2 separate regions of the Homo sapiens genome follow, and region 1 is linked to region 2. Evidence: chromatin loops called from intact Hi-C (ENCODE). Cell type or tissue: PC-9. All regions are shown on one strand. Links, peaks and the distances in the headings refer to the core of each region. The heading gives the core; the rest is flanking DNA.

Region 1 (5,387 bases), core at 375-5,374, 97 kb before region 2:
TCATTTCCCAGGAACAGCTGTCCCGATCATAAAATTCAGGAGAGCCTACATTTCTCTTCTTGAATATCCTATCCCAGATCCACAGACTAAATGGAAGAATAAAGTTATTACCACCACCACCACCCCAAAGATGGAGAACCTGTAATAAGCGCAGAACAAGGAAATGTGTTCAGCTTCTCTGTAGGATAAGTACATGTTTATAAGGCAGTACATAGGAATGCAAATGATCTGTAGTATAGTCTTCGGCCTACATGTAGGAATAGGCAGATGAAAAATACTGAAGCACTAATTGTGGTACTTTCCTTACTGTGCCAGTAGGAAGTGTAAATTCTAGGATACCTTTCATTTAATTTAAATCCATTTAAAGATACTCAGAGATATATCCAAATATCTATTAGAAAGACTTTATGTTAGGCACCCAAAGGATTTTCTGAATACTTAATGGAATCCGTATTTTATATCTACATGTCCCCTTATTCAAACAACAAAGCAACATGCAAGATTGGTGTGTTTAGATGGCTTTGCCCAAAAGTAATGTGTGTCTATACATGTAGACATACTTATTATGTTGGTGCAAAAGTAATTGCAGTTTTTGGCATTAATAGTAATGGCAAAAACCACAATTACTTTTGCACCAACCTAATATATACTGAGGTGATGCTCAAAATGTTTAATAATCCACATATACAGTGTACCATGGAGGATGCAATTCCTACAAACAGCTATGTGAAGGTGGGTCTGAGGGAGTTCCAGCCAGCACACTAGCACTGGAACCAGATGTCCCATCTCCACACTGGGGCTGGTCTTGGTCTGCTCTGACCAGTGGAACAGTCTGGATGAAGGCCAATGTGAGAGAGTTACAGAGGCCTGGCTGGAAGGTTGGGGGGCACCAGGGTGTCCCACCTCCAATGCCCACCCTTAGCTCTCCAGTGCCATGATGGCCAGGGGTCCCTTGAAAGAGCTGAGCGCAATGTTTTGTGTTTTTTAACAAATAGTAAAGAATTATTTTAATATTTTAACAACCTCTTTTTCTGCAGCATTCTAGCATTCCATCTGAATATCACCTCACTCTTGCAGAGTGGCACTCTCTGTCATGTACACACACACACACACACACACTACACACACACACTAGTGTTTCACTGGCCAAAGTAGACCAGACCCACCACAGAGAATCTTACATAGGTTCACATATCTGCATATCCCTATATGCACATTTATGTCTATATATGTGTGTATCACTCACCAGAAACTTTGGCCTCTGAAAATTTTCTCATTTCCAATTCTCCTAAGTAAATGGAGGCCAGCCATGATTCTGACTTTGGTCCTTAGTAACGTCCTTAATAGTGCCAGTTATTTACCTGTAGTTTTTCAGCTACATGCCTACCCTTTCACTCTGTTCCGTAATGCTGGGGACTGGGAATCTGAAAACTGTTTCTCAAGCTCCTTTGCCAATTAGCTTCCTGCAAATAGGAGGCACTACAGGAAATTAGTGGGTTGCAGAAGGGAAAAGGGTGCTGTGTTGCTGTCTCTCACTCTCTCTCCCCCTCTACTCCCTCCCTTTTCTTTTTCTGACAATAACTCTGGAAGAATCTTTAGTTCCTCCTGCAAAGCTCAGCTCTGGAGTGGCAGTTCTCCTCTACTCTCCTAAGTGACGGTACCATCACCTCCTCCCTTCTGTGACCCTAGACACAGGAGTCGCAGCTGCTTTCTAAAGTTACTAATCTGTGGTTTATCTCATTTTTCCCTCTTCTTGCCTTCCAACATATTTCATGTATTAAATTCCTTGTTTAAAATACCTAGTGTGCTTTTTGCTTTCCTGGCTAATACTGAAATATTTCCAAAATTGGGAGAGACTCACTTTTGAATCTATTTCTATTAAGAATCAATGAAATGGAATACTTTATTAGGCTGATTTGAAAATGGGCTCATGCCTACCTTTTTAGGCTAACAGGCTTTCCTGCATGTTGATGGGGGTTCAAATAAAGGGCATTTTATTTCTTCCTGTTCTTTTCAAAAACTACAAGATTGTTGTTCGGAAATGCTTTGCTGAGTACCTCAGTTTACCTTGTCATCCTTAAAAAATTTCTGATTCCTTTGCATATTTACCTCTTAATTCTATCTCATTTGCTTTTATTTCCACATGAGCCCAACTTCAATTTTCAACATTTCTCCTTGACCTTCGTCTGATCCATCAGGTAATCTCGCTCCTCTTTCCTTTTGCATTTGTGCCTGATGAATCATATCTCCACCTGTCTCAAATGCAGCATGCTGTTTTTCATTTGTAACAGCCTCTCATGCTCAGAGCTCGTATTACCAGAAATTTCTCATAGGTCCTATAGCAGTCCTTATCTACATGTTTCTTAAAACTGAAAACAGTCTCATTGTGTACCAGGAATACTTCAGTCTTTTTGCTATTGCCCTCAGTGACAATATTACAATCTATCATATCATCCTTTACCTATTTTTAGGGTGGGTTTTATTCATTTTCTCTATCAGTGATATGATTTGGCTCTGTGAGAGTCACAGGAGTACACAGCTGCGACTCCTGTGTCTAGGGTCACAGAAGGGAGGAGGTGATGGTACCATCACTTAGGAGAGTAGAGGAGAACTGCCTGCCACTCCAGAGCTGAGGTTTGGAGGAGGGACTGAAGTCACTGTCAGAAAAAGAAAAGGGCGGGGCTTGAGGGGGAGAGAAAGTGAGAGAGCACAAATCTCATCTCGAATTGTAATCCCCACGTGTCAAGGGAGGGACTTGTAATCCCCATATGTCAAGGGAGGGAGGTGATTGAATCATGGGGGCAGTTTCCCCCATGCTGTTCTTGTGATAGTGAGTTCTCATGAGATCTGATGGTTTTAAAAGTGGCAGTTTTTTCCTGAACTCTCACTCTTCCCTCCTGCCGCCTTGTGAAGAAGGTGCCTGTTTCCCCTTCACTTTCCGCCATGATTGTAGGTTTCCTGAGGCCTCCCCAGCCGTGTGGAACTGTGAGTCAATTAAACCTCTTTCCTCTATAAATTATCCAGTCTCGGGTATTTCTTTATAGCACCGTGTAAATTGACTAAAACAATCGGTTTCTGAATACAAATGTCTTTTTACTTCATGTACCTGGAATTTTTTTCACTGTCAGGTTTTTAAACTGTTAAAACTCTTGGGCGTAATTGTGTCTGCTTTGGCAATGAGTCAGATGAAAGCCATTTCTTCAAAGAAGTGATTAAAAATCTTGGTGTGTAATGTCTTCAGTTCAGGCCCCAGAGAAACAAAGAAGCACAGCCAACATGGCATCCTGTTTGGCATCTGGTTTCTTTTCACAAAAGATATTGCATTCAATGGGTCCTTAAATTTGGGGCTCTGAACTTAGCAACAGAATGCCAACAAAACTTGATCAACTAAATATTGTGAGTAAGCCTTAAGTTCTACCTTATTCGATTAAAGCTTGAGACTGCTCCATCTGTATACCCTTTTAAATCAATTTGAGGGACCTGGACAGTGCATGAGTTAATTCATGAGGACTTTTTCAAACCAAAATAGTTCACTACCACAAGTGTGAATTGAGGATGTCATAGCTAACACATGTATTGTGCTGATTGTATGTTAGGGTTCATTCTAAACACTTCAAATATGTTAACTTATTTGATCCTCCCAGAAATCCTATATGGGAGGGATTGGTATGACCTTCATTCTTCAGATGAAGAAAGGCACAGAGAGGATACATAACCTACCCTAGGTAACAAGGTGGTACATGGTAGACTGGGGGTTTTACTCCAGGCACTTTGACTCCACGGTCCCTATTTATAACCTCTACATCAAACTGTCTCTCAAACCTTCTCATCCACATGCTGACTCAGAATATATACCAATAGTATGGAGTTACCCAGGTTCTCCTGCTAAGGTACTTTGTGCCCTGATGATACTCTTCTTAGTAGCAACAGCAGTTTAACCTGTGGTTTATCTATTTTCCCTTTTCTTGCCTTCCAACCCATTTCCTGTATTAAATTCCCTGTTTAAAATACCTACTGTGCTTTTTGCTTTCCTGGCTGATACAGATATATTTCCAAAATTGGTAGAAATTCACGCTTGAGTCTATTTCTATTAAGGATCAATGAAATGGAATATTTTATATGGCTGATTTGAAAATGGACCACAAATGGTCCATATTGATCCGCAAAGCTACCCTTTATAGGAAGTAGGCTATACTCTGAGCCAGAGTATTATGCCAAGTGCTTTTACATTTATACAGTCTCATCTAATCTTCCCAACAATACTAAGACTTGGTTATTATATTTCCAGTAGCCAGATAACCAAAGGGAGGCTAACCGAAGTTAAGTAACCTACACAGGATGAAATAACTAGTAAGTACAAGAAGCAGAATTCAAACCCAGGCCCATGATACTGGAGCCTGTGCTCTTAACCATTTGATAACATGGCCTTCCCTCTGCTCTTCTTCCAACAGCCCTGGTCACACTGCCCCCACCAAGTCTCCACCCTGATGCCTCTGTTCCTCCAGCATAGCTGCCTAAAAAGGACCCTCAAGAATCCCTTGTCTGATTACAGGCAGAGCTTCCTGAGCCCAGATATCAGTCCTGGCTCTGAAAGTCTGTGTGGAACTGAGGAGCTCACTTAAATTATTGAGTCTCTATGTCCTTTTCTGCAAAATGGGAATGAACATCATCTATTTCACAGAATCACTGAAGGAATTAAAAGATAATGTACATGAATATGTCAAGTGCTTCAATATTTTTAGTTACGATAATAATAATGGGATTTTCAGCATCATCAAAACAGTGTATAATAAGATAGACTGAGTTTTAGGATGCTATGAGGCATCATTATTTTCTTCCAGAGCAACTGTATCAATATTTTGGGAGGCTATATCTTAGAGCCCAATGGAGGAAGATTCTAATTAATGCTTTCTCTCACTTTTGAATAGTCTTGTAAAATTTTGATGCTCATCTACAAAGCTGGGATCGTTTTCAGATATGCCACTTGTTGAACCACAATTTCAGGAAAGAGCTATACCTCAGAACTATAGTTACTTAAAGAATTTCAAAAGACTACATTTTCAAGAAAATCTAGTGAATAGTAAAAACAGGTTTTTTTAAATGAGGAAGAAAAATCACTTATCAGAACTATTTGTAGGAGAGGAAATAACAGTGCTTGTGAATAGAAAGGCCTGTAATTAATACACCTACTGGAAAATACATGTCCAAAAATATTGAAATAAAAAAGAATTATGACCATTTTTCATCAGTAACTTACTGCAAATACACAATCCAATTCACAATAAATTATAGAGTCGTATGTATATGCATTTAATTTGCCAAAACACTCATAAAGTTTAATGAAGTTAACTCCCAGCAGGCAGATTTATTACTATTCATTTAATACG
Region 2 (5,372 bases), core at 1-5,000:
AAGGTTAAGAAAGGATTCATTAGTATCCACCCACATATGGTGCCAAGTTGGAAGTCATTTGATAATCACAATTCCAACCTCCAGAAAATTAAATACAAAGACAGACAACCCTGGAAAAGACAAATCTATCAAAGATATGCAGACAACAGAACAGATTCCAAGTTGCATGAGGTTCAAATAAAAACAGTTTTACATTCTCTTATCCAGGGTACTCCTAACTCAAAAGAAACCAAAAATTTAATTTCCAACTGAGAATGGATGTTCTACAGGGGTTAATTTCTTCTGCCACCTACACAAAAGGAAACAGAATTCATTTATTCAAGAACCAAAAATAACTGAATTCTGTCCCTTGTTCCTGGACCAAGTAATATTCTCAACGGAGCCAATTTCATCAGGGTTGTGTTTCTTAAGATTTCTCCACAGCCCAGCCTCTCAAGGAGGTCACCCGGAAGAAATTTCCCATTAGAAGTTTTATCCATTGTTGAATAAACATGCTGTGGACATGGAAGAAGTTCTTTAGACAGGAAATGGAAAGACAAGATTGGAAAACCTACCCGAATTGCCTGAAAACTTGCCCGTTTACACATGCAAAGTCCTAAACATCTAAGAGAGTCCGTGTGTACACAATGGTTGCCAGCACAGACATAGGCCCACCTGGAAAATAATTTTCTATTTATAAAATCACTAATAATAATGTTTGAAGGTAGAAAATGATAGTTGTCACTATTTCATTAAATAAGGAAAGAGGAAAGCCAGGACTCAATGAAAACAACCCTCTCCCGAAAAAGAGAACCTTGAACGTACTTGAGAGTATCAATCTACCAACATGAAGCCAAGATGAAAAATCCCTATGGTGACTGCAGCACCAGGGCACTGCCTTCACCGAACTATGTCAAACTGCCTTGTCAAGGCATTTGGGGAAACAGCCTAGCAGCCATCATAATCACAGTACAACAGATGTTCCTATAATACTCTGAATAGCTTCAAGACAAAATGTACGGCACTAATTAAGTTAATAAATAATTGTATATCTCCTGAAGAGGAATCTTACTTCTAAACCAGAAGTTCTACAGTTCAAAAAAAAAAAAAAAAAAAAAGCAACCCAGAGCTCCTGTCTAGTTTTTTAAAAATAAGTACCTGTACCTAAAACAAGTCCATATAACTAGATAGATTCCAGTGAAATAAATTAAATTGGGTTGGATGTGAGTATTTTCAATTATTTCAGCTTGTTTGGTGTTTTCTTTCTTGTGTATCATCATAATAATAAAATCAAGATAACTAGCCCCAAGGATTTTTTTTTTTTTTTGAAACAGAGTATCACTCTGTCACCCAAGCTGGAGTGCAGTGGCAGGATCTCAGCTCACTGCAGCCTCTGCCTCCCGTGTTCAAGCAATTCTCCTGTCTCAGCCTCCCGAGTAGCTGAGATTACAGGTGCACACCACCACACTCGGCTAATTTTTTGTATTTTTAGTAGAGATGGAGTTTCACCATGTCGGCCAGGCTGGTCTCAAACGCCTGACCTCAGGTGATCCACCTGCCTTGGCCTCCCAAAGTGCTGGGATTACAGGCATGAGCCACTGCCACCGTGCCAGGTCCCCAAGGATTTTTTAAAGGAGATTTTTTTTTAATACGCAGAAAGATCTAAAGCCATATCCACATATATTTCCATTCAAATCGGCTCCTGTACCCTTCCACTATATTGCTTACACAGTCATTAGACTATTTGGGAAACATACTTAGAAGTAAATAATCCAAATTTCATTTAGGGTTGTGATGATGTTCTGATGCTATAAGCACTCCACAGGCTAAAAAACATGAATGCCCTAAGGGCCAAACAAGCCACAGGAGCAAAAAAAACTAAAAGCATTAAATATTTACCTGTGTCTGCTTCCAAGGCATGCTATCTATCACAGGGAGGGAAAAAGAGGATCAGCAGATGCTAAATAGGGCAATCCCAAAACACTAACCATGCACAAATATCAATAATTTGTATATGTCAAAATTCTGGTTTCTGTACCAGAATTTGGCTTTTAAAACAGATTCGGCTATCACAAGTTCCTTGCCATACCCTTTTCCTTCTCTTCTTTCCTTCTCTCTGAGCCCAAGCAGACAGGAGAGCATTGATATGCAGACAGTGATGTGGCAATCAGTTGACAGCATCCATTTTATGTATCTCTGCATGTGAATTAGCAGTAAGAAGAATAAAATGTAGCCTGGAGAGTTATTAATGAGTAGAAAACAAAGCCTGCGTACCACAGGTAATTACTCAGGTTATTAAAATGTCCCCAAAGCATTGAGAAAGGCTCATGGGTCACCCATACAGGGGCATTCCAATCATAGCCTGTGTTGTTTCTTGGAGGATTTCTCAATCCCCACCTCCACCCCACCCAGGTATTTCTTACCACCTTACAACTGCAAAGGACAATAGCAGTTCATAAAACTGCAGGCCAGGCGCGGTGGCTCATGCCTGCAATCCCAGCACTTTGGGAGGCCGAGGCGGGCAGATCACAAGGTCAGGAGTTTGAGACCAGCCTGGCCAATGTGGTGAAACCCCACCTCTACTAATAATACAAAAATTAGCCGGGTATGGTGGCGCACACCTGTAGTCCCAGCTACTCGGGAGGCTGAGGCAGGAGAATCGCTTGAACCCAGGAGGCAGAGGTTGCAGTGAGCCAAGATCTCGCCACTACACTCCAGCGTGGGCGACAAAGTGTGTTTCCAAAAAAAAAAAAAAAAAAAAAAAAAAACTATAGCACAGCAAACCTCAGACTTTAAAAGTGGTTTGAGAAGTTCTTCTGATCATCAAATTTGAACATTAAGTACATATTAAGTATTTTTCTTCTCACTATGCTCCATCAAATAACTTTTTTTTAAAGGCAACATAATAGACATGTGGGAAGGGGGTGCTTTGGAATCACACAGACATGGGTTCCAGTTGCAGCTTGCTGCAACTTGCTAGCTGGAATTCGAGCGAGTTATTTAATCCCTCTAAGCCCCAGTTTCTTTATCTGTAAAGTCAAATAATAATAGTACATGCTTCCCAGGATTGTGCTGAGGATTTAAAATTTTTAATACACAGAAAGCCCCCATCTTGGTGCCTGGGCACATGATAACGGGGATCAGTAAGTGGTGACTTAAACAGGATTACAGGCAGAATTCGCCCTATACAAAACTGTCAAGTAATCAAGCTTGTTTCTAGTGCTTCCTCCATAACTGTGTTTGTTCTCCTGCTTGCTTCTCAGGATATTGTTGGCCAAAGGACTTATGCTAACCTAAGACACTGCCAGGCTGTGTGTAGGACTATTTCACAAACTGCACCTGCTATAGCCACCTTGCAAAGCCCCATGCTCTCAACATTTCCTCTGCTTCTATAGTAGAGGCAATTCTAAATGGGAAGACATATTTTGCAATCAGTGTTAACCTCCAAAAATATTCTGCTCACATTCTTCATCCTGGACAGCAAAGCATTTTCTTTTTTTATGTAAATTTTTCCAATGAAAGTACAGAAAAGTACACAAATAATACAACATACAGAAAAGTACACAGATCATAATGTGAAGAATGTTCACAAAGTTAACACGCTCAAGTAACCAGCATTATTACTGGAACCCCAAAAGCCCCTTGTGCTCCCTTCCAATCACTAACCCCAAGCAAGAAAATTAACATCCTCTATGGTAAAATACTTATTCAAGTCTATATCACATATTTATAGAGCAATCTACCTTTTTGTTATTGATTTGTAGAAGTGCTTTCTATATTCTACGTACGAGTCCTTTTTGAATATATTATAAAATATCCCATTACATAGACTTCATTTTTAATGGTATCTTGTAATAAACTGAAATTATTTTAGTTCAGCTTCTCCATTTTTCTCCTCCATGGTTACCATATTTAGTGTCCCGTTCAAGAAATCTCTGCCTATCCCAAACTCATGAAGATAGTCTACATTTTATTTTATTTTTCTTTTTTTTTGAGATGGAGTCTTGCTCTACCGCCCAGGCTGGAGTGCAGTGGCTTGATCTCGGCTCACGGCAATCTCCACCTCCCAGGTTCACGCGATTCTCCTACCTCAGCCTCTCAAGTAGCTGGGATTACAGACACATGTCACCATGCCCAGCTATTTTTTGTTTTTTGTTTTTGTGTGTTTGTTTGTTTTGAGATGGAGTCTCGCTCTGTCGCCAGGCTGGAGTGCAGTGGCAGGATCTCAGCTCACTGCAACCTCCGCCTCCCAGGTTCAAGCGATTCTCCTGACTCATCCTCACAAGTAGCTGAGACTACAGGCATGCGCCACCATGCCCAGCTAACTTTTTGTATTATTAGTAGAGGTGGGGTTTCACCATGTTAGCCAGGCTGGTCTCGAACTCCTGACTTCAGGTGATCCACCCGCCTCAGCCTCCCAAAGTGCTGGGATTACAGGCATGAGCCACCGCGCCCAGCCTGTATTTTTAGTAGAGACGGGGTTTCACCATGTTGGTCAGGCTGATCTCGAACTCCTGACCTCAGGTGATCCACCCGCCTCGGCCTCCCAAAGTGCTGGGATTACAGGCATGAGCCACCGCGCCCGGTGACAGTTTACATTTTCTTCTAAAATCTTTATTGTTTCACATTTAGATCTACAGTCCATCTAAAATTTGTTTTTGACCATGGTGTGGACAACCATGCCTTTGTAACCCAAGCCTAGCCTCAAAGGGGATGAAACGTGAGAATTTTAATAATAAAGATATTTTTGGTCATTGGGCCTCAAATAATATCACCAAGAAATACTTTTGGTATAAAACATTGGCATTAACAATGGCTATGCTCCATTAGATTGAATACTCTTTTGGGCAGGGGCTGGGTCACATTCATCTTTGAACACCCAGGACCCAGAGCTTGGCATGGCTGGTGCTTAGTGAATGTTCGCTGAGTTGAATTCCTGACAAGGAAAGTCTGAGAGAGACTTTCATCCAATTGAAAAAGAACTATGAGAAGCTGGACTGACTACTTTTATTATTTCTTTTTACAATCAGCAATGCCCTGATCATACTAACAACACCATCTCTTTTTTTCACATCTCAGTCCCTATATCATACAATGAAATCCAAGACTTCATTCATCTGTTTTCATGAACGCCAGTTTTAAGGGTACCTAAGTTTTATTTTCATCAATTGTCTCAGCTTTATCATCCATTCCCAATGCCCTGCTCTTCTACACTGGGGAGAAAAAAAATACTTAGTTCTGCTCGGAAGCTGAGAGAGGACTATCAATCCTCACTCAATTCAATTCTGCTGCTCAGACAGGACATTTATTGAGTGCTCTAGAATACAAAAAGGAAATTCCAAAGGAAGGATGAGGCCCTTGAGGATTTTACAGTACCATGCTTAGTCAAGAGT

The links. Peaks named below come from ENCODE experiments on the same cell type or tissue, not always from the same donor. Only the 100,000 strongest peaks of a DNase experiment are listed, where the experiment ranks them.
Region 1: it touches region 2 in a loop (5-fold over the local background); 1 of 110 quality-filtered maps calls a loop at or near these places.

The regions. Positions count from the first base shown.
Region 1 is chrX:22,168,757-22,174,143 of GRCh38, reverse strand. The region is part of intron 13 of PHEX (phosphate regulating endopeptidase X-linked); the gene reads right to left. It overlaps PHEX-AS1 (PHEX antisense RNA 1), which reads left to right and starts at 1,161. Exons shown (of 5, transcript NR_046639.1): 1 at 1,161-2,198; 2 at 2,500-2,634; 3 at 2,954-2,985; 4 at 4,289-4,350. In PC-9, for the core only: no CTCF peak of the experiment used is centred there; a DNase peak (open chromatin) is centred at 2,273; H3K27ac peaks cover 524 bases.
Region 2 is chrX:22,071,011-22,076,382 of GRCh38, reverse strand. The region is part of intron 3 of PHEX (phosphate regulating endopeptidase X-linked); the gene reads right to left. Among named protein-coding and RNA genes, the nearest start is that of PHEX, 41 kb to the right of the region's middle. In PC-9, for the core only: no CTCF peak of the experiment used is centred there; a DNase peak (open chromatin) is centred at 2,272; H3K27ac peaks cover 2,841 bases.